Regions from separate parts of the Homo sapiens genome. Here region 1 is linked to region 2. The links are chromatin contacts, found by Hi-C or POLR2A ChIA-PET in ENCODE. All regions are on one chromosome and are shown on one strand. The core of a region is the stretch at or near the end of the contact, and the rest is flanking DNA. Distances in the headings are between cores, read along the strand shown.

Region 1 (2,746 bases), core at 215-2,714, 42 kb before region 2:
AACACTGCAAAGGAAAGAGAGAGAAAACAAGCAAAGATAGGTAGGACAGAAAGGAAGACAGCCAGATCCAGTGATTGACTTGGCATGAAAATGAGAAAATGCAGACAGACCTCAACATTCAACAACATCCATACAGCACTGCTGGAGGAAGAGGAAGATTTGTGCAGACCAAGAGCACCACAGACTACAACTGCCCAGCTTCATCTAAATACTTGTTAACCTCTTTGGTCATTTCTCTTTTTAAATAAATGCCCATAGCAGTATTTGGAGTCTTTTCTTTTCTCCTAAATCCACAAACTCTCTTCTTTCTCTTTGGACAGATGACCTCTTGTCATAGTTAAGCAGAGAGTGGGCAGGATATTCCTGATAGGAGGAACTACATGAATAAAGGGGTAAGAGCACAGAAATTTAGCTACAGCTCCATGGTGAGCCATTAAAAGGAAAGAGACACTTTACCTGTGCTCCTTGGCAAGGACCTGCCAAATGTGGGAGCTAAGGTTTGTGGGAACGGAAAGAGATATGGCTGAAGTAGATGAGTAAGACTCTTATTAGTGATAGTCTTGAACCTCAAACTAAGGATTTTAGACTGTATCCCATGGAGATAAAAGGACTAGCCATGGAGGCAAAAAGACCTGGATTCAAATTCTGGCTCTGCAACATACCAGCTATTTGTCATTGGGCAAATGAATTTTTTTTTTTTTTTTTTGAGACGGAGTCTCACTCTGTTGCCCAGGCTGGAGTGCAGTGGCATGATCTCAGCTCACTGCAACCTCCACCTCCCGGGTTCAAGCAATTCTCCTGCCTCAGTCTCCCAAGTAGCTGGGATTACAGGCATGCACCACCATGCCTGGCTAATTTTTGTGTTTTTGGTAGAGACGGGGTTTCACCATGTTGGCCAGGCTGGTCTCAAACTCCTGACCTCAAGTGATCCACCCGCCTCAGCCTCCCAAAGTGCTGGGATTACAGGCGTGAGCCACCTCACCCAGTGCAAATGAGGTTTTGAGATGCTATTTCTGTTTACCTATCTGTAAAAAGGGATATTGCCTATTGTATCTTCTCTTTCCACAGAATTGTTCTGAGAATCAAAATGAGAGTCTGGATTTGGGACCTAGAGCCATTTGAGTTCTGACTCCAAAGTCTCCAAAGCTTTCTCCACTACATCACATTCATCTTAATCTTTCTCTACCTGTTTTAAATAGTTAGTTCTGTGTTTCTAACTAAATAATAAACTCACATAGGTAGAGATGTCTTTTGTTTTTACTATTCAAATAATCTTCTGGAGCTACTCAACATTATACAATCACTGGAAGTCTCAGAAGATATATCCAACTATAGGAAAAGTTTCAGCCATTGTACTATACTAATTATAGTCCACATATAAAAATCTGTGACACATAATCACAGAAAGGAAACATCACTGCCCAAGTTTATGAAGACATTTAAGAGCATCAGATTACTAGCTCTGACTCAAACTAAGCGGAATATATACAAAGCAATCCCACTTTGTACATACCAACTGAGTCTTGCTTCTAAAGAGTTTATTTACTCTGCTTATCTCGAGACTTGGTTAAACAGAAACTTAAAATACTTGTGTCTTGGCTTTCAAAATGTGTTGATACAATTGCCTTCAAATAAGCCTACAAATTTTCATGCATAATAGGTGGTTTTCTGGACACGCATCTTAGCCCCAATCTGTATGAGTGATTCACAAACACGGGTTTTGAACCTGTGAGGCCATGAGGTTATCAGAAGGAATCTATATACCATAATCTTCAGCCTGAATAAATATCTTTCAAATATTTGTATATATTTCAATTGGATGTAGATTCTGGTGTGACTAATAAATTAACTTAAAAGCATTACTGAAATCATAGCAGCTTTTTGTTATGTATTCTTTAATCAAAAATACTAATAATATGGCTATCAAGTTGTTGGAAGGGAATCTAATAATTTGGGGGTTTTTGTTTTGAGACAGGGTCTCTCTCTGTTGCCCTGGAGTGCAGTGGCACAATCTTGGCTCACTACAACCTCTGCCTCCTTGGTTCAAACGATTCTCCCTCCTCAGCCTCCCAAGTAGCTGGGACTACAGGTGCATGCCACCACACCTGGCTAATTTTTGTATTTTTAGTAGACATGGTGTTTTATTGTGCTGCCCAGGCTGGTCTCAAACTCCTGACCTCAAGTGATCTGCCTGCCTCAGCCTTCCAAAATGCTGAGATTACAGGCATGAGCCACAATGCCCAGCCAAGAATCTAATAATTTTTGGATCTTGAAAATTGTATTTCTTATTAGAAAAAGTAAAGAATCACAGGCTTACATCCTATGATCACAGATCTAAGTGTTCTGGTTGAAAGAGGAAGAAGAGGCAACATACAAACTACACTTCTGTGGACACCAAGTGTAGTGTGGCAGGAAAACATAAAGTTTGCATGTATAAAACCTTAAAAGTTGAATGCCTACAATGTACTTGTCTGTGGCAGGTATGAGAGATCGAAACCTTACAATGTCAATGGGATCAGACAAGGGCTCTATTTTGATCCTGGAAAGCATCACCAGCTGTATACATTGTATTCTATGCATTCTATTTTAAACCCCTGGAGCAGCTCAGTGGCTCGCTGGCTGAATACTGAGACACTGACATTACTGCAGGCTAGGATTTCCCCCTATAGGACAGCCACTTGTGATACTTACCCCATCAAAGTTTTCCTCCATCTTACTGTGACAGAACCTACATGAGATTCATTCG
Region 2 (2,810 bases), core at 202-2,701:
TGTAACTGGCAACCCTCCCCTACCTTCTCTCTATCCCATTAGTCTCTTATCTCCTACCCCAGTCTCATTTTTTTAAAAAAAAGTCAATACTGATTTTGACAGAAATTTTCTTGGAATAAGCCTCTTCTAATATAGACAGTATTTTAAGAATTCAGCTATCAGTAAATGTTACTTATAGAAAATAACCACTTCATTGTACAAGCAGCTCCAGCTAAAGAAAAATAGAGCAAAACTGAGCATAAGTCTTTGCCGAAATTACCAACTAAAGCAGGGAAAAGAAAAACAACTTTAGTTTCTATATATAATTTTATTTCTAAGTTTTTTCTTCAGGGACATGAGCATAAAACCTTATAGCTTATGAATACTATTTTGAGATAATTTTCACATCTTTGCTTATCTAAATTCCACCTACTCTTCAAGGCTCCAGTGCAAGTTCTAACTTCACTATGAAGTCTTAATAATGGCTAAAATGTATCAAGCACTCACTAGATGGTAGGCACATTGCGGTCTACACACCTAGCATGTATTAACTCATTTAATCCTCGTAACATCCCTATGAGGGAAGGATGATTATTTCCCAATTTACAGACAAGGACAAGAGAGGCACTGAGAGATTCTAAGTAACTTTGCCCAGATTACACAGCCAATAAGTGGCAGACACAGGATTTGAGCTCAGGCAATCTGGTTCCAGAGGCTGTGTTCTTAATCACTGTTATATGACCTCTCCTCAAGACCCTGGCCCACCTTAACTCTTCCTTCTACTATACTTGTTACATATACCCCAGAATAAATTTATTATACTCTGTACACTTTTCCTTTTTTTTTTTTTTTTTGGAGATAAGAGTTTCACTCTTATTGCCCAGGCTGGAGTCCAGTGGTGCAATCTCCGCTCACTGCAACCTCCGCCTTCTGGGTTCAAGCAATTCTCCTGCCTCAGCCTCCCAAGTAGCTGGAATTACAGGCGCCCACCACCATGCCTGGCTAATTTTTTGTATTTTTTAGTAGAGATGGGGTTTCACCATGTTGGCCAGGCTGGTCTTGAACTCCCAACCTCCCGTGATCCACCTGCCTCGGCCTCCCAAAGTGCTGGGATTACAAGCGTAAGCCACCACGCCCAGCCTTCCTTGTTTTCTTAAGTGTTTGCACTTGCTCCACAACAAAATTAAGTTCCTTTCAGGCAAGGCAACCATGACATTTACTTCCTGCCCCTATTTCTAGGAGAGTGCTATGTATGAAACATTCAGTATATACTTTCAGCCAGGCACAGTGACACCTGCCTGTAATCCCAGCTACTAGGGAACCTGAGGTGGGAGGATCACTTAAGCTCAGAAGTTCGAGTCCAGCCTGGGCAATAAGGCCCCATCTCTTAAAAACACACACACACACACTTCTTAGCTAATTTATTAAAAATCCCTGGCAACATCTAAAGAACACGAAGTTACAAGCTATGAATCAGCAAAAATACTTTAACACCTGAAGGATAACTCATGCCATCAGTGTTGGATTTAGCATTACTAAAGTTAGGAAACTGACTACATATATTTGTTTTTCTTCTTACTCAATGCATCTCTTTCTGGTGAGTCATACCTACAAAATTGGCAGACCGATCTATTTCCATTACCTAAAAGAGAACACTAAAGAAAAATCAAATGAAATTTCTTCTTCTGCATATGCCTAATCAGTAAGTGACAATCTGTGTTATCACAAATAGCACACACAAGAGGAAAGAATACTGAAATCATAAAGGCTTCCAGGACTGGCAAACAGAATACATTTTATTGTATTTTACTTTTTTGAGATGGAGTCTCGCTCTGTCACCCAGGCTGGAGTGCAGTAGTGCGATCTCGACTCACCTCAACCTCTGCCTCCCGGGTTCAAGCGATTCTCGTGTCTCAGCCTACCATGTAGCTAGGATTACAGGCTCATGCCACCATGCCCAGCTAATTTATTGTATTTTTAGTAGAGATGGGGTTTCACCATGTTGGCTAGGCTGGTCTCGAACTCCAGACCTCAGGTGATCTGCTCACCTCGGCCTCCCAAAGTGTTGCGATTACAGGCGTGAGCCACTGTGCCTGGCCCAGAACACATATTAAATAATGTTTTTCAATCCATTAAAATGGGAAAATAAAAATGCAAGTTCAAAACACGATCTGTCTGGAATCACTCTAATCAACCCGGGCAGTTCAGAGTTAACCAAAACTCTTAATACTGTATATTAAGAAGTAGCACAGACCATAAGCAGAAAAACCACCCTAAATAGAACAGGACCATTACCCAGACAATGTTGATAAATCTAACAACATCAAAATGTGGGGGCTACAGGTCTTAAAATAATTTTCAAATAATAAGGGAGAGAAGCTTAGGGTTTTACAGGCTTCTTATTAAATATCACTTTTCAAATATACTACTAGTACAATTTCAATTTACATACAAAACAGTGAAATATTTTGCTATCTCTCTAGGCACTTCGGCTATCTCTGGAAAAGGCTAATGTGATCCTAAAACATAAAGAAATCCTGATTATGGGATTTAACTTATTTCTTCCTTTTAGCATCTGTCAGCTTTCTAGAGCTGAACAAGTTGTATGGCAATATAGGGTACACATACAAACAAGCAAAAGAAAAACGTCAGTGTTTTTTATAGGCTGACTGGTACCTTCTGGGTTGTAGTCTCTAAATGATTAAAAACAAAGAGTATTAATGCCACTGAATTATACACTTAAGAACAGTTACAATGGTTTCTTTTTTTAAAAAAAAAAAACACAACTAAAGAGACTTTAGGTCAATGGACGAAGTGAAAAAAGAAAATTA

Evidence for each region. A loop is a pair of places that touch in the nucleus more often than their neighbours do. ChIA-PET counts read pairs that join two places held with the same protein, here RNA polymerase II (POLR2A). Pooled maps may share reads with other maps.
Region 1: a map of PC-3 shows a loop between it and region 2 (7-fold over the local background). The contact joins two enhancer-like sites. A Hi-C loop is called at or near these places in 8 of 168 maps with a recorded cell type or tissue (Calu3, GM12878, HL-60/S4 and 5 more), 2 of 37 single-sample maps with no recorded cell type and 4 of 50 pooled maps. POLR2A ChIA-PET finds 5 or more read pairs at or near these places in 15 of 52 experiments (AG04449, AG04450, B cell and 12 more).

What each region holds. Positions count from the first base shown.
Region 1 is chr1:145,738,892-145,741,637 of GRCh38, forward strand. CD160 (CD160 molecule) reads left to right here. Exons shown (of 6, transcript NM_007053.4): 6 at 1-397. It overlaps RNF115 (ring finger protein 115), which reads right to left. Exons shown (of 9, transcript NM_014455.4): 9 at 1-2,746. Among named protein-coding and RNA genes, the nearest start is that of CD160, 21 kb to the left of the region's middle. Within about 2 kb of position 1,465, at least 2 of the 41 ENCODE cell types and tissues checked have a DNase peak (open chromatin) inside an H3K27ac peak, as active enhancers do; they include PC-3, where a contact is called at or near this core.
Region 2 is chr1:145,781,085-145,783,894 of GRCh38, forward strand. The region is part of intron 3 of RNF115 (ring finger protein 115); the gene reads right to left. Among named protein-coding and RNA genes, the nearest start is that of RNF115, 42 kb to the right of the region's middle. Within about 2 kb of position 1,452, at least 8 of the 41 ENCODE cell types and tissues checked have a DNase peak (open chromatin) inside an H3K27ac peak, as active enhancers do; they include PC-3, where a contact is called at or near this core.